Linked DNA regions of Homo sapiens: region 1 is linked to region 2. The links are chromatin loops, found by intact Hi-C in ENCODE. Cell type or tissue: PC-9. All regions are shown on one strand. Links, peaks and the distances in the headings refer to the core of each region. The heading gives the core; the rest is flanking DNA. Region 1 has its middle 5.2 kb from the start of SNORA33. Region 2 has its middle 120 kb from the start of MOXD1.

Evidence for each region. Hi-C counts contacts between places; a loop is a spot of excess contacts. Peaks named below come from ENCODE experiments on the same cell type or tissue, not always from the same donor. Only the 100,000 strongest peaks of a DNase experiment are listed, where the experiment ranks them.
Region 1: it touches region 2 in a loop (13-fold over the local background); 2 of 110 quality-filtered maps call a loop at or near these places.

What each region holds. Positions count from the first base shown.
Region 1 is chr6:132,817,913-132,826,967 of GRCh38, forward strand. No RefSeq gene overlaps it. Among named protein-coding and RNA genes, the nearest start is that of SNORA33, 5.2 kb to the left of the region's middle. RefSeq lists enhancers at 1,587-1,636, 2,906-2,975. In PC-9, for the core only: CTCF peaks have their summits at 5,236 (motif pointing right) and 5,443; DNase peaks (open chromatin) are centred at 849, 1,819, 3,196, 5,259 and 2 weaker places; H3K4me3 peaks cover 304 bases; H3K27ac peaks cover 3,318 bases.
Region 2 is chr6:132,274,596-132,283,650 of GRCh38, forward strand. No RefSeq gene overlaps it. Among named protein-coding and RNA genes, the nearest start is that of MOXD1, 120 kb to the right of the region's middle. In PC-9, for the core only: CTCF peaks have their summits at 5,204 and 5,425; a DNase peak (open chromatin) is centred at 5,176; H3K4me3 peaks cover 418 bases.

The DNA.
Region 1 (9,055 bases), core at 474-8,473, 540 kb after region 2:
GCCAGGATCATATCTTGCATGTGGGACAAGTGTTATGATACCCAGGAATGCTTGTGGACATTCGTTTGACTTCTTTGGTTGGAGACGGAGTTTCACTCTTGTTGCCCAGGCTGGAGTGCAATGGCGCAATCTTGGCTCACTGCAACCTCTTTGTCCTGGGTTCGAGCGATTCTCGTGCCTCAGCCTCCCAAGCAGCTAGGATTACAGATGCCTGGCAATTTTTTTGTGTTTTTAGTAGAGATGGGGTTTCACCATATTTGGCCAGGATGGTCTAGAACTTAGACAGCAGGTGATCCACCAGCTTCAGCCTTCCAAAGTGCTGGGATTACAAGTGTGAGCCACCATTCCTGGCCTTTTGTGCAGGAGCGAGAGGGGCTTGAATGCACCCCAGTCCCTAGAAATCGCAGTGAGAGAAGCCATGGCTGGTGTTTGGTGTATTTTAAACTTGGATAAAGGTACCGTTAAAAGAATGTTGTGAGGCCATATACTTGGCCAATCCTGGTTTTGAAGACTATACCAAGGTTTTTCTTTGCGTCTTAAACCTTGATTGAGAATCTCCGAGTAGGGTCTCCCGTACTGGTTGGTTTGGTAGTTATAGCTAAAGCTGGTTGACCTTAGCATGGTAGTGACATTGAGTACCCTCATGGAAAGCAAGGAGCTCTGAGAGATTTTTTCTGAAGTGTGTATAACCTGGAACTGTGTGTTAACATTGAAATTGTCAACCTCATGTACTCTGGCTTTTCTGAGGAAAGTTCACTTTGAATTCTAGTTTCCTTGTATGACCAATCTATGTAGACATTTTTGAGTGCCTGTTGCATATTTTTTGGTGGAGATGGGGTTTCACCACATTGTCCAGGCTCAGATTTTTTTGTTTTGTTTTGGTGTTTCCATGTCCACTGTCATCTCAGCTGCAAAACACCAAAGTCAGAAGGAATGTTAATCTCCCAAGTTTTTTTGTTGTTTTTGTTTTGTTTTTTGAGACAGTCTTCACTCTGTCACCCAGGCTGGAGTGCAGTGGCACGATTTCAACTCATTGCAACCTCTGCCTCCAGAGTAGCTGGGATTACAGGCGCATGCCACCATGCCCAGCTAATTTTTGTATTTTTAGCAGAGATGGGGTTTCACCATGTTGGCCAGGCTGGTCTGGAGCTCCTGACCTCAGGTGTTGGATTGGCCTCCCAAAGTGCTGGGATTACAGGAATGAGCCACTGTACCTGGCCCCAAATCTAACCTTGAACTCTGCATCTTCCCTTACTGTTGCTCTGTGTTTGCTCCAAGTCATTAAAATGTCTCCATCCTCAGACTTTGTCGGTTTTCTGGCTGTTGTCCTCCAGCAGCTTCTGGTCAAATGCAGTGGCTCAATCACAGCCTTTTCCTGACCTCCAGGATTTTAAGTACTGTTGTGTTAGCATTTTGACCTTTACCACATTTCAGTTCTTTCTCTTATTCTGCCTGTGCTTTCAATTGTAATAGTTTCCAGAGTTCAGGTGAGCATGTTTGCTTCTCTGCAGCCTTCCTGAGACATTCTCCCACTCCCACAGCTTCCCCTGATTCCCAAGTCTATTTTGTTTTCTTTGATCAACTCTAAGCTGTACCAGACAATTTCCCAAGGAAGACCCACTTGCTCTTCAAATTTTGCGTGCCTTGAAGTGAACTTTACCATCACTAACATGTTTTTGTTAGAGGAAAAGAAAGCTGACTGTGTGGTATGCACCATACTGCATTCATTATCACTTGTTACTGCGTACCACTTTCCCAAGCCAAAGGCCTTGGCATCCTCAACTCCTACCTGCGCTGTATAGGTCTTACTACTGTCAGTCTCATCCAGATGATTTTCAAGACATGAGTCACTCCACTCCAGTTACTCATCCAGACTTCTGAGTTACAGTTATTGAAAAGTGATCATGTCCATCTCTTCATAACTTTGGTTTGTTCTGTTTGAAGTACCTCTACTTTTCTCCATCTAGATATCTCCTACTCATTCTTCAAAACTCAGTGCAAATGTAATGTCGGCTTCAGAGTGTGATTTGCCTGTGTAGCTTATATGGAATTCACTGGGGAGCCCACTGAAGCAAAAGTGCCAGGACAGAAGCAGATGTCTTCATTGTTTTATGGGGGAAAATTGTTTTATGACATTGGTTGCTGTGTGTGCTCAGAATCTTGTTGAGGACATCCCTCATGAACCCAAAAGGAGAGCTGTTTGAGCCTAGCACTTGATGTTTTCTTGCACCCATGGACAATGAGACTTGTGACTGCCTGTTTTCTTTGGCTGTAAGAGCCTCCAAATGAAAGACTCAATTTTCTTTCTGTTCTTTATTCTTTTTTTTTTTTTTTTTTTGCCTCATTGTGATTTTATTAGCGTATTCTATGTATTTCTGATAAACCACTTTAAATGCTTTAAAAAATGAATGAGAGGCCAAGCGCGATGGCTCACCCCTTAATCCCAGCACTTTGGGAGGCCAAGGCGGGCGGCTCACGAGATCAGGGAGTTTGAGACCAGCCTGGCCAACAGGGTGAAACCCTGTCTCTACTAAATACAAAAAATAGCTGGGTGTGGTGGTGGGTGCCTGTAATCCCAGCTACTCGGGAGGCTGAGGCAGGAGAATCATTTGAACCCCGGGACGTGGAGGTTGCAGTGAGACAAGATCGCGCCATTGCACTCCAGCCTGGGAGACAGGGCAAGACTCCATCTCAAAAAAAAAAAAAAACATCTAAAGAGAAATTGTAAAAAGGCTGTATTAGACTGCTGTTATAAACAAGTACTGTCAGTCTTTAACTGGATTGTTGAGGCAACAGAAGCATTACATAGACAGCTTATAAACCGTAGGAAAGTGTGGAAACATCTGCTAGGCTTACTGAGGACTAGCCCTTAATGGAGTTTGAATTTCTTTTTTTAAATGAGTTCGTTATTTAAAGAGTTGTGCTCAAGGACTATGTTAATCACAAGTACTCCTGAGAGCCACTGAGAGAGAAGAGACTATGTAGTCAAGGAATAAGGTCAGTAGCCATCACCACTCCAGGAAAAGGATGGGACAGGCTGATGGCAGAGAAGGGTACAGCATTGTCCTCCCAGCCAGGCATTTTCAGAAAGGTCAATCCATGTGCTAGAAGAACAACTTCAGCAGTAAGTCCTAGCAAAAGAGATGGCGTGGTTAAGGAGGTGACCTGGGGAGAGGCCACCAGACTCACTCAGGGCACCAGTCTGACTCACTGCTGGTGGCTTGGGATATAGAAGTATCGACACATCAGAATGTTCAGAAGGATTGGGACCAAGCCGATCCCAGGCAAAAATAAATCATGAGTTCCTTTTTGAAAACATGTTTTGACACTTCAAATATAACAGTACATCTCAATTCAAATTGCTTTATCATAAGTGAGATGTTTCAGCCAGCTCTTTTCCCAGAGTTTACAGATCATAATCTTAGTGTGTTGATAAGTTGTATTCAAATCTGGCTTTTGCTTGGGAAGGCTTACAAATACTGGGGAGGAGGATGAATCTTCCTCCTAAGGATTCTTCACCTATGTTGATGGGCAGTTTTCTAAGCTCTTCCCTACTTTGTGTAAAACATTCCTCAGAGTATTTTTTCTCCCCTTTTCCTCCTCCTCTTTCTTCCTTTCTTTTTTTTTTTTTTTGCTAAATGTTCAGTGACGGTCTTCATCACCACACTTTTAATTTGGCTTCCACAGTACCTTAGTTTTTGGAAGGAAATGTGCCAGAGAAGAGACAGAAGTGTCTTTTTGTTGTATTTTTCCATCTCTTTTGAGTTCGTTTTTTAAATATGAATTAACCAAACTGAGTGACAAAGATTGTGAAGATAGAAACCCTGGTGATCCTCCTGAGACCCTACCAATCAGTGAGGTTCTATTTGCCTTTCACTTTTTGATGATAAAGGGAGAGAAAAAAATTTTTGGTTTTTTTTTTGGTTTGTTTTTTGTTTTTTTTGAGACAGTCTCGCTGTGTCACCCAGGCTGGATTGCAGTGGCACAATCTCGGCTCACTGCAGCCTCCGCCTCCCGGGTTCAAGTGATTCTGCCTCAGCTTCCCAAGTAACTGGGACTACAGGCATGCGCCACCATGCCTGGCTAATTTTTGTATTTTTAGTAGAGACGGGGTTTCACCATATTGGCCAGGCTGGTCTCAAACTCCTGACCTCGTGATCCGCCTGCCTCGGCCTCCCAAAGTGCTGAGATTACAGGTGTGAGCCACTGTACCCAGCCAGGGAGAGAAAAAATCGTAAAGCATCAATTCAGAATGTTTTAGTTTAGAAAACCTTTATTAGGCCAATTTCAAATAAAAGAATAGGCATAGCTGTAAGTATATTCATCACAGAGCTACAATACTTTGTGTTGATGGAGAATTGAATAAAATATATGTTTACTTAATGGGATATTAGGGTGCCACTGAAATAGTATAGAAGGGCATTTGTTAATATACATGTTTTGAAAAGTAGTTGAACGTACAATAGGATAGCATTTTCTAGAAAAAGAAAAGGAGGAAATACTAAAATAATATAGAATATAAAGGGGCCGAGAGTGGTGGCTCATGCCTGTAATCCTAGCACTTTGGGAGGCCAAGGTGGGCGCGGATCACCTGAGGTCAGGAGTTCAAGACCAGCCTGGCCAACATGGTGAAACCCCATCTCTACCAAAAATACAAAAATTAGCTAGGCATGGTGGCAGGCGCCTGTAATCCCAGCTACTCGGGAGGCTGAGGTGGGAGAATCTCTTGAACCCAGGAGGCAGAGGTTGCAGTGAGCCAAGATCGCACATTGCGCTCCAGCCTGGGCAACAGAGGGAGACTCAGTCTCAAAAAAAAAAAAAAAAAAAAAAAAAAAAAAAAAAAAAAAAGAATATAAAGGTACATGCTGGCAGAGAAGACAGGTTGGAAGGGTATACATCAAGGTGTTAATGTTTCTAGGAAGGTTTTCCATTTGCTTGTTTTCTTTTTCCTCTAATCAACATGTATTGCTTTTGAAGTAAAATATTTATTTTTATTTTTTAAAGGAAAGTTTACTTGGAAGAAACCCAAGCAGGCACTGAGAAAGAAGGCCAAATGCCAATAAAACATTTTAAATTAAATGAAATAAAGATACAGTACATTCTTGGGGTTAATTTTGAGTGCCATTAATAATCTTTTTAAAAATTTATGTTTTGTGAATCAAGTGAGTTTATATACTTGTCTGTACTTTAAGTTGTAAAAACAAAACTGCTTAAAACGAATGAATTCATGCCTAGCCAGCAGAGGGCAGTAAGAAACTGATGCCAGCTGAGGGACAGGTCAGTGAAAAACAGGAAGACAAGGTAAGAAGCAGGGACTATAGCAGGTTCACCCTAGGAAAAGATTCTTATCGCATTCTGTGAAGATTTTGAGAATTCTGTTTGTAGGAATAGAGATTATAGGATATTGTTGAGCTTAGTTTACTATTTCTGGTTGCATTTATTTGCTTTTTACAAACTGTTATCCATCATTTGGATTGAGTTTAATGAAAGCTTCCAATAATAATAACAATACCAAATTAGCCTTGCTCTTAGACCATTTACATTTAAACTTTTTAAATACTAAAGGACATTGGCATTAATTTTCTAACTCACATAACATTATTTCAATTAGTTGTAATTTTAAGTAGTTAAGTAGTTCAAGTTTTTTTTTTTTTTTTTTTTTTTTTTTTTTTTTGAGACAGAGTATCGCTTTGTTGCCCAGGCTGGAGTACTGTGGTGCGATCTCGGCTCACTGCAAGCTCCGCCTCGCGGGTTCACGCCATTCTCCTGCCTCAGTCTCCCGAGTAGCTGGGACTACAGGCGCCCGCCACCACGCCCGGCTAATTTTTTTTGTATTTTTAGTAGAGACGGGGTTTCACCGTGTTAGCCAGGATGGTCGCGATCTCCTGACCTCATGATCTGCCTGCCTCGGCCTCCCAAAGTGCTGGGATTACAGCCGTGAGCCACTGCGCCCGGCCAGTTTAAGTTTTATAAATGATATCAATTAGAATTCTGTAACCACCAGTGGACACTGGCTGTTTTTTATCTTTCTTCCAAGGTTACTAATTTTGCTCAATTGCAATATATATGTGTGAAATACAAATAAATTATAAAAATTTAAACCGTTGATTTTCAATGTTTTCTCCACCATACTGAGAATATGCCTAGAACTACCCGAAGAACAAGTTTCCAGAGAAAGCCTATTCTGGAAAATGGGCATAATTTGGAGATGATCAAGGCAAGGGGTATACTTTGGAGATTAAATTCTCCACACCATAGCTCCATGGAAGCATCATCTATGTTCTGAGCCTTTATCTCCCGTGCCTAGGACAGTGCGTGGTGTAGTAGGAACTCAGATATTTCAATTGTTTGTTTGTGGGCTTTCTTTTCAGTCTTAAACTCCTCAGCCTTTTTTCACCCTCTATTTTTTAAGGTTCCTTTTCCTCTGGCAACGAAAGTAAGTCTCTAGGTTGGGCTGCTTTGAGTCGAGTGTGGAGCCAAGCTGTCTCAACTTCCTTTCTCTCCAGCTCCACTCTAGGGAGCAGGGCATAGAAACATATCCTATCACAATATGGAGTACATGGCTCTAAGAAGCTGAAAAAATACGTTTAAAGGCCATTGTGAGACCTGGGAACAGTAAAAAGCATGTGAATTCAGAGAAACTATTTTTACATTGCAATAAGTTCTTTTTTGAAGCTTATTTATCGAGACATATGCCAACAGCACGGAATTATATGAGTGATGTGAATTAAACCTTACACAAATGTAGTATTTGTCTTTTTATTTTTCCTTCTCTCAACTACCCCCAACTAAAATTTACAAATGGATATAAAAATCCTGTTTGTACTTGGTTGGCTCGTTAGAGAAATACCGAGTCAAAGGTCTGTGATATTTCACAGTGCTGCCCCCAGGTGAAAAGAAGCAAAATGCACATTAAAAAAAAATAAATATGAGATCCATAAGGGGAAAATAAAATATTAGCATATAAAATGCTACAAATTAAAAAGCCTGCCTTCTCCTGTAGATTTGAAGCTGGATAAACTTGATGGATTCTAGGAGTCAGCAGATGTTTTGCTAAATGGGTACATGTTGTGTCTTGCAGGGAGGTACTTAGCCCCACGAGGGTCGTAACGTGATGCAGCTATGCCACTCTTTCAGGAGGAAATACACATATAATTTAAGAAGAAATTAAAACCTTTTCTACATTTCCCCACAAGCTTCATTTTGAAATAAAATTATCCTTTTCAAAATATTATATTCCAAATTTCTATCATGTGAAGACTCTAGAAAAGTTTACTCTAAAATAATGAAAATGATAACATAATGTGAACGATGCTAAAGTGCAAAAGCAGAATTCAGAGTTGTATGTGAAGAGGAAATGATATACAATAAATCTGTTAGATTTTTTAGTAGCATCATCAAGGCATAAAAGGCGGACTTGTCATATTAACTTTGTTGTTGCCTAGTGTTGTCTCGTGAAGTGAGTCTCATTCAAAGTATTTTGGGTTGCACTGCTGCCTTCTGGAAATGCTCGGTATAGAATACAGGACAGATGAAGTTTAACAGTCACTTTGGTTTGACACTACTGTGTTGGGTTGCAGTAAAAATAAAACCGATAAGAAGTGAGCTGGTCTTCAAATAAACTTCTATATTGCAGTAAAACTGCGAAGGTGTTTCTCCTGTCATAGCAATGGGCAACAACACGACCTTTTGTGAGTCAGAAACCTGCCTGGCCAATGAATCCAATACATCCCAGTACGGGACACTTTTAAAGTCCGTGTTCAAAGTTTATTTGCAGCAAATGGAGGTAATGCTTTAAAAGCAGAAGTATTAGGCTGGGTGCAGTGGCTCATGCCTGTAATCCCAGCACTTTGGGAGGCTGAGGCGGTGGGCAGATCACCTGAGGTCAGGAGTTCAAGACCAGCCTGGCCAGCATGATTAAACCCTGTGTCTACTAAAAATACAAAAATTAGCCAGGCACGGTGGCACATGCCTGTATCCCAGCTATTCAGGAGGCTGAGGTGGGAGGATCACTTGAACCTGACAGGCAGAGGTTGCACTGCAGCCTGGGTGACAGAATGAGACTCCATCTCCAAAAAAAAAAAAAAAAAAAAGCTGTATTTCTTGCTGGTGTTGGGGAGGAGGCAGTGGGAAAAAGAGACAGAGAAAGTGAGGGAGGGATGGAGAGGGAGGGAGACAGAGGGAGAGAAAAATGTTCAGGTCACTATAAATTAGTACAGAGGATTCTTGTTATTTTTTTTGCCCCACGCTGGTGATTTTCTCAAGTTAAAAAATGAAAACAAAATGCCAGCATTCACTTTTTATTTTGGAAATTCAGCTTGATGCAATCGTTAGTTGAAAATAAATATAAATAGGCCGGGTGCGGTGGCTCATGCCTGTAATCCTAGCACTTTGGGAGGCTGAAGCGGATGGATCACGAGGTCAAGAGATCGAGACCATCTTGGCCAACATGGTGAAACCCCATCTTTAATAAAAAGACAAAAATTAGCTAGGCGTGGTGGCGGGTGCCTGTAGTCCCAGCTACTCAGGAGACTGAGGCAGGAGAATCACTTGAACCCGGGAGGCGGAGGTTGCAGTGAGCCGAGATTGTGCCACTGCACTCCAGCCTGGCCACAGAGCGAGACTCTGTTTCGAAAAAAAAAAAAAGAAAATGTAAATAAACTGAATATTATCTGACTGATTCCACTTTCACTGCATTGGATAGAACTGAGTAACTGTTTTCTCTGGAGATCACAGAAAGTCTCAATTGAAATAGCATTTTATTGAAGTGAAAAGAACTTACAATCATTGTCAGTTCACGGATTTGTACTTGTGCTGAAAATCTTTAAGGCAGCAAATAAAATGTTCCTCTACCTGTGCACTTTAACTCTATTCTCCTACTAAGACATTCTAATTTGAAAATTAGGGCCGGGCGCGGTGGCTCACGCCTGTAATCCCAGCACTTTGGGAGGCAGAGGCGGGCGGATCACGAGGTCAGGAGATCGAGACCATCCTGGTTAACACGATGAAACCCCGTCTCTACTAAAAATACAAAAAAATTAGCCGGGCATGATGG
Region 2 (9,055 bases), core at 759-8,758:
TACTCCTGCTCTTCCATAGTTCTGTAAGAAAAGGAAAAAGTTTTTACCTCTCCAATTTTATAAGCCAGGGAATTTTCCAGAATATTAATAGTACTGGAAAAGACCCTGAACAGTTAGTGCCGTGGCAGGAGGGTCCAAGCGGCTGCAGAAGAAGCACATTCTGTTCCTTTTCTTCACCAGCCAGCCAGACCAAATGAGTGGGTCTCCTCTCCTCTCCGGAGCCACATTCCAGCCTGGACAGGAGAGGTGCCCCCGACACACAGTGTTTCCTACTAGCAAATGTGCTAAAATTAACTGAAGTTCCTCAAGTCCTGGCTAGGGAGGTAACACCGTCAGCAGAGCTCCCCGTTCCTTCCTCAGCACACTGCTTTCCTTGCTATCCCTGGGGCAAGTTGTCTTTGGCATCTTGAAGGATTTATACGTGTTGTGTCTTAAATGTGTAACTCATTAGTAATGAGCCAATAGTGGAAATTTCAGTGAACAGAGCTTTTTACTCCAGTAATTCCAGGTGTGAACCACAAATAGAAAGGTTCTTTTTGTGAATTTTTCCTCTACGGGCGCTAGCTATCTGGTGTTTGCACCCTGAGTCCTAGGAAAGCTAACACGGAAATAAAGCCTCCCAGTGTTTGTGTCTGTTATCTATAGGTCCTCCTAATATTGCCCTTCTAGGACAAAGGTGCCTTCCTTTCCAATAAGCTTTCTTCAGGGAGAACGCAGTGAAGGAGCCGGATCCTCTGAGACCAGTTCAGAGGCACCCCCTCTCCCACACAGCCTGGTGCAGCTGGGGCCGGCAGGCAGGAAGTTTGCCCCACGGGATAGCAGTTGCGGTCCTGCAGGCTCCCTAAGAATGGCATTTGGTCTCCTCAGAGAGGTTGTTAAAGTCATGTTAGACCTCTAAGGAATTTCCTCACTTACCCCAGGCTGACTCCAAGCCCCAGCACAAACTTTTCACTTTGGATCTCCTCCCCTCACCCACAATCCCTTTGGCCTGAGGTGATTTCCTGCCGTCTGGTCAAGACTGGCCCTGGTGCCCTCCCCTCTCCATTACCAGCCTCTCTCCTGTGTCCCATGCAGACCCACAGAGAGTCTTGCCTTCTGCTGACAAAACATTCCCATGCTCTGTGATCCTTCCTCTCCAGGGCTCTAGTCTCTTTCTGGATCTCTTCAAATCAATATTCCGCTTCCTAGAAAGCAGGAAGTTGGGCCAAAGCACAACAATATGGCTGCCGGTAGAGCGATGTGGCAGGAGAGAAAGTGACATGGGCTCAGAGGCACAGCCTGGGGAGCGCTGTTCCTCACTTGCCTCCTAATCTTGGGCAAATCTCTTACCTGCTTTGAGACTTTGTTTTTTCATCCTAAAAAAGATTATACTCTTATCCCAGGAGTAATTAAATATTCTATTCAAGGCATTCAGTACTGGGCTGGCAACAGGGTGCTTCTCGATATTAGTATTACTTGTTAACAGTGGCATTTATCGAAGTATCTCCTGAAGAAACTAATCTCATGATTCACTGTAGCAAATAGGGTTCAAAATTCAAATATGCTTGGGAAATTTGAACTGTGAACTGAAGCTTACACCAGGCCATATGGAGATTTATAATGATCACAGGTAGTTCTTCCCCTGGACAAGCTACTTAACTTCTCTGCCTCCATTTTCTCATTCATAACATGGGGGCTAATAACAGTTTCTTCCTCTTATTATTTTTGTGAGCACTAAATTAGGTGCCCTATATTAAATGTTTTGCAAAATGCCTGCTGTATCACATATGTGCAACAAATGTTAACAAGTAGTATTAGAATTAAGTAGTAGTATTACAATTAAGTAGTATTACAGTTTATAGTGCTATCACTATTTAATGATACTGAAAATTCCTAAAATTAAAAACAACAAATAACACCGTCTTTTTAATGTTGCTGAACTGTTGCAATGTTGCAAACTTTATTTGGCCAGGGATCTCTTTTCTGGTGACCAGTGGGAAACACTAGCTAAAGAATTAAACCTTTGAGAGATATTTGGTTTGGAACAGAAAGCACCTGAAGATATTGTGTCTTGATCCAAATAACTTTTCAGCCTCTAGGATTTCCCCCGAACTCTTATTGGCATAATGGTTCATGCTGTCGGAGAAGAAATGTTGAAGATGGTGCAGTAGTGTCTGACTTGTGGGCTTCAGTGTCCAGACAAGAGAGCATCCTAGCAGAGACCCAAGAACATGGATCTAATGCTCAGATGGAACAGAGTCTAAATCCTCACTGAGTATTCTTTATTATTTTGGAGGAAGGAATAAAGAGAAATTTTCTAATCTCACTAAACTTCAGTGTTCTCATCTACAACATTAAAAATAATTGTACCTACCTCATAGGATGGTTATATAGTATAGTAAATGTCATGTAAATTAACCTCAATAAAGTCTGTCTCCTAGTTATTATCACAATGTATTAGTCTGTTCTCATGCTGCTAATAAAGACATACCCAAGACTGGGCAACTTATAAAGGAAAGAGGTTTAATGGACTCACACTTCCACATGGCTGGGGAGGCCTCACAATCATGGTGGAAGGCAAGGAGGAGCAAAGCCACGTCTTACGTGGCAGTAGGAAAAAGCTTGTGCAGGGGAACTCCCATTTATAAAACCATCAGAACTCATGAGACTTATTCATCACCATGAGAACAGTATGGGGGAAACTGCCCCCATGATTCAGTTATCTCCACCTGGCCCTGCCCTTGACACATGTGAATTATTACAATTCAAGGTGAGATTTGGGTGGGGACACAGCCAAACCCTATTGCATTATATCATTAGAATCTTTGTTATTATTATTCCAGATTCTCTGCCTGACTGGTATGTGACCTTTCACATCATACACTTGTATGTCTGGAAATTCCTTACAGACTTTTCAGGGTTGAAAGAGAAAATGGACGTGAAAAGTGTGGCCTTGGAAAACACTCACTGGGTAGAACTCCATTCCTTCCCCTGGCTTGCAGGACAGCCAATGTATTTCATTTTTTACTGTGCCTCATTGCTTCTTATATGGAGACATTGCTTTGACCAGACTATAAATCTTGAAAAACAGATTGAATATTTCCTCCCCTTGCTCTACCGTTCTCTAAGTACCTGGAATATGCTGAGCTTATAGGAGAGTATCAGATTCACTGCATGAAAGGAATAATGGAAAGTCAGGTATTAAACCTGACCAGTGTGGGAGAAAGTTTCAAACTACCATCTTTCTAGAACCTTCAAATTAAAACCAAAGAGAAAAACACATTAAGAAACTCTTGTCTGGCTTTGTGTCCCAGAAACAGGCACCATCTGTTCTGTGGAAAAGGGCAAATTTAACTCTTGGCATGCTTTATTCTTTCTGAATTAAAGTATTCTTTTTTGGGGGGCGGGGGGTGGCCTGTGGGGAGACAGTCTTGCTTTGTCACCCAGGTTGGAGTGCAGTGGCACAATCTCAGCTCACTGCAACCGCTGTCTCCCAGGTTCAAGTAATTCTCCTGCATCAGCCTCCCAAGTAGCTGGGACTACAGGCGTGCACCACTGTGCTCGGCTAATTTTTTGAATTTTTTTGGTAGAAACTGGGCACCATGTTGGCCAGGCTGGTCTCCAACTCCTGACCTCAGTTGATCCACCCAGCTCAGACTCCCAAACTTCCGGGATTACAGGTGTGAGACACCATGCATGGCCCTAAGTTAAATTATTCTTATGTGAGGTGTGCCTTAAATTCAACCTCAGAGTCCTCAACTTGAGGAAGCAAAATCCTATGGGTAATTTTTAACTGTTATTTTTAATTGGCATATAATAATTTTACATATTTATAGAGTATAGCGTGATATTTTGATACATGTATACAATGTGTAATGATAAAAATCAGGGTAATTAGCACTCCATCCCCTCAAATATTTATCATTTCTTTGTGTTGGGAACATTCAAAACCCTCTCTTCTAGCAATTTCCTATGTGTATTTTGTCTTGCAGAATCTGATCCTCCCAGAATTGGTCTGCCAGTTTCCAGGTCCTAAATAGCTCCCAGAACACTGCAGAATGGCTAACAGCAGTCCCCTAGTGTAGAAGTCAATGTCACCTACTTTGTTCTGAAGATTGTGTACTAAGGTAATTAAATGAAAAAGGAAACTTCTCATCTCTGGATGTCTTATGATCTCAAAATTCTACCTTATATAACTATTCAGAAGGCAGGAATAAGCGTCATAGGATGGCCATAACATGCAAACAATTTTATATTAGTTACATTTTCATTTATACTCTCTTTATTGTAAAAGTTGAGAAAATAACAAAATTAGCCATAGAAGTATATCTCCTTTGGGGAAAACTAAATTAACATGTAGTTTATTATTAGATAAATTCACTTTGTTGAACAATCTGATTCATTTTTTAAAAAATAAAATATAGTAGGTAGTTGTCTGCTTCTTTAGTCAGTAGTCAGTGCATTCCTGGAAAACAAGGGCTTTACCTTCTAGTGTAATAAACTTCCTTTAAGCATACTTAAAATATAGAAATTAATGTGCGCAGCTTTCATTGCCTAACCCATCTATTTCATGAGAAGGACCATATCTGAATTCTTGAAGACAGATAATATAATGCGAAGCTTCCTATTTATTTAAAAAATCAATGGTGCCAATGTGTTTCCATTATGCCAGACACTTGCCAAGCATTCAGTTTCTTGAGACTGAAAATTTTAATTTAGCAGCGTTTCTTACAAATGGACATGAATAATGAATTTGGGTGCATTTTATTGTTTGTTTAGTTGTTTCAGTTTGAAGTGAATAGAAATATGTGGCCATGTCACTTTTTTCAATATATTCCACGAATGTACACAAGACACTGTGAAGGAAACACTGTTTGGGTCCAAAAGCAATACTTCCTAACAAATTTCCTTTAAAAAGCTGTAGTAAGATAACATTTCTTGTCTTTATTATGTAATAATAATAGTAAATCCCATTAGTATTGCATTTGAGATTCCTATGCAGATCTTCAAATGTCCACCCAACCATATGGCAATATTGAAGTCCTTCTTTTAAGTCTTACTTTGGGTTGTTTTAGGAAAGAATTTACGACTCTCTTTGCAAAGTGCCAGATCTACCAGAAGAGGGCACTGTGCTCCTAATTCACTCCGAAAGAAGCAAACATTCTCACTTTGAGAAACAGCTCTGTGTCCTGTCTTATCCCAGAAGATTCCAGGGGCTGAAAAAGGAATGTTTACACCAAGCATCTATTGCATTTGGATGGAGATGAAACGGGGAAGTCGTAATGAGTTCAATAGTTCCAAAGGCAAGAAAACAAAGGTGACAACTATTTACTGGTTTGTCACCACTTCGAGTCATTTTTCGTCCATGCCACACGGTGGCGCCTCTTCATCAATTATAGCTGCGCTGCCGCAGGGAACCCGCAGACAACTTCGGTCCCAAAACCTGGAGTTGACAATCAGCACTGTCACTTTGAAAGTATATATATATATATATTTTACATAAGCAGAAGCTTTATGGAGAAATTTTGTAACAGCTTAGTTTTCTTTTTTTCCCTCTACTTATAAAAATTTTCTTCTTTTAGAGAATGTTTTCCTGTTAGAGATGATCAAGTGTTGGTTCAACGAAACAGAGAGCTATTTTCTTTGTATCTGGGGGATTTTCACCGGTCCCTGAGCAGAGTCTCCATTCAATGTAGAGAATTCTCAGCTGCACCTTGTCACTTGTTTCCACTACTAGGTTAAAATTCTCTCAGCAAAACTAAAGGAAAGCTTTATTTTAAGCAATCCATCCATAACAATCCACCTGTCCAAGCCATGAAAAAGATAAATTTTTAAGGAATATAATTGTATTACTCATGTTGCAGTTAGGTTTTCAATTATGAAGAGCTTAGCTGGATAATTTTCTAACTCATAATACTGGCTCTCAATTTGCATTTTGACTTGTACAGTCTCGTGAGCTTGAGACATTTCTGGGCTGTACTGCAGAAACTGGAGCCGCGGTCTCTCTTTGTCACATTAGAGTGCTGCACTTTCTAGAAAGACAAAAGAAGAGAGCAGCCTGGGCGTCAGTGGGCTTATGTAAGGAATGCATACTGATACGATGTCACAATAAAACTACTGATGAGGGCTGGGCGCGGTGGCTCATGACTGTAATCCCAGCGCTTTGGGAGGCCCAGGTGGGTGGATCACCTGACATCAAGAGTTCAAGACCAGCCTGGGCAACATGGCAAAACCCTGTCTCTACTAAAAATGCAGAAATTAGCCAGGCATGGTGGCATGCCCCTGTAATCCCAGCTACTTGGGAGGCTGAGGCAGGAGAATCACTTGAACCCGGGAGGCGGAGGTTGCAGTGAGCCGAGATTATGCCACTGCACTCCAGCCTGGACAACAAGAGTGAAACTCCATCTCAAAAACAAACAAACAAACAAACAAACAAAACAGACTACTGATGAGTATCTTTTTTTTTTTTTTGAGACGGAGTCTCACTCTGTTGCCCAGGCTGGAGTGCAGTGGTGCGATCTTGGCTCACTGCAAGCTCTGCCTCCTGGGTTCACGCCATTCTCCTGCCTCAGCCTCCCAAGTAACTGGGACTGCAGGTGCCTGCCACCATGCCCGGCTGATGAGTATCTTTAAAAACCCACCACATTGGTTAGTTAATCATTTGGGAATGCTCTAGGTTCATCCTCTACTCTCATGCTTCAATGGGTATGAGGTGGGGACTGGGAATATTTATTTTTACAAAATACGCCAGGTAATTCTCCCTCACTTCCAGGTTTTGGGGTCACTGAAATGGAAAATACGGTAAAAGAACAGATGAGAGATAAGAAGAACTTGAGTTAAACCTCTAACAGTGAGTATGGCAGGAAGCATTTAAGACACAGGGACAGATAGATTGTGAGGACTGGATAAATGAATGAAATCTATGATAATTCCAAGTTTATGGCTATGTGAATGAGAACACTGTGGTGCCAATTCACTAAAGCAGGAAATAGATAAGAACAAAGAATTATAGAGTAAGATGAGTTCTGTTGGGGATATAATACATTTGAAATGAATGCATAACTCCAAGTTGCTATGTCTAGTCCAGTTTGGAGGCCAGGAATTATCAAGATACAAATAATGTTGAACCCTCAGGAGAAAATGAAATGCTGAAGAGCACTGACATTTAAGCCTGGAAGCTGCTGAATTGCAAAAAACATATTTATGGCCAGCTCAGAATTGTTTAAGTTAAAAAATATATTGAAGCCTCTACTTGAGACTTGTATTCTCCCATTTGGCTAAGGATTCCTTTATTTCAAATTTTCTTAAAATCAACAAGAATGCTTGCTCACATCACCTTCTTGGCCACCACAGTTACTGAGTTTGCCAGCCCAGATATAAGGAGTGGACAGGGTTTGAGAAAAACTGAAAGATTGGGAAACAATGATGAGAGACAACATAACCAGGAGAGAAAAGTATGAAGCAGAAAGAAGTTTGCAGCAATCATTCTGTTGAATGCAACAGAGAAGGTCAATGAGATTGGTCTCAGAAGCAATTTGACTTTTCTTCTAATAATTCATGAAGGAGATGCATTTTTTCAACAAATGTCTGTTGAGCACCTTCTCTGAACCTGGTAGTATGTTAGGACCGAGTGAGACGACAATAAACAAGATAGATGTAATTGATGTCTTCGTAAAATTTATAGGCCAGAGGCCATAGAAAATATAGAGGGGATACAGAGAGATGAAACCTATGAAAAATGTGAGTGCCTGATGCTATCAGGGAAGAGGAAGAGTGCCCGGGACAGTCTCCTTGAGAAAAGGACATCTGCTGGCCATTTCTGCTTGGGTATCCGGCTTCCTATGGCTAGGACCAATCTGGCTTAGCCTTTGGCTTTCTGCTCTTCTTTGGCTCTGCACATTCTCCTGGTCTTAGAGTTGCTTTTAAACCAGGCCCCGTCAAATGGGTGGAATCTTTGTATTCCTGCCATGGGCCCAAGGAACCCCATTAACCAGGTAGATAAACTTTTCCCTACATTTATGAAAAGAGGAAAAATTTAAGTGGAAACCAAGTCATTTCAGATATTAGGCCATATGAGCTTTTTGACACGTAAGCTTATCAGTTTCATGAATGTTAATTTAGAATGCTACACATTGGCACCTAGAAGTCTGAAATGAGGAGACAGAGCTGAGATTATGGGAAAGTCAAGGCTGCTAGGATTTGCAGGAAGAGTATGAGAGAGGAGAGAGACGCACGGAGAGAAAATTCCAGGAGTTTTCCCCATTAAGTATTCAGTTGACTACGAATCATTTCATGCGGAAGCCAGGGAGAAAACCACTTGAAAGGACTAGAGGGAACAGTGCCTGGAGGTCACACAAGCTGGGAATAATGCTAGCGCCTGTTCACAACAGCCAGAGTGGAAATCTCACAATTTATCAGGTAGAATACTGAGACGAATTTTGCTTCAGTAGTGGGAAACAATCAACCCTAGACTAAATGCTGCGATTTTCACCAACAAAGCATAAAAGCAGATTTGAGGATTAAACCTTTTCCAAGTAACTTAGGAGTGTTCCAGAATAAAGTTCAAGAATATTTATATTAATATAAAAACATCTGGCAACCAACATGGTAAATCTTTAAATATCTGGCATTCAGTCAAAAATTACTGCAAATAATTTTTGCAAAGAAGCAGGAAAATAGAGTCCATAATGAGAGAAAAAAAGTCAGTCAGTTGAAACTGACCTAAAGATGTCAAGGTGATCGAATTAGTAGACAAGGGCATTATAATAGTTATTATAACCATATTTCATATGTTAAAGACACTAGCAGAAAGATTGGGCCTGGGTAAGAGAAACACAGACGATATTGAAAAATTCAGTTAAAATTTCTAAAGATAAAAATTACAATGCTTTTGATGAAAAACAAGCTGGATGGGGATATTTCCTGGTGAAAAGATTGAATTTAAAGGCAGCTATAAAGACTATGCAAAACGAAACTCAGTGAGAAAAAAGACAAAGAAAACAAATAAATAAAAAATCAATTAACTATGAAACAATGTCAAGGTGCCAAATGTATTAATTGGAATCTCTGAAGGAGA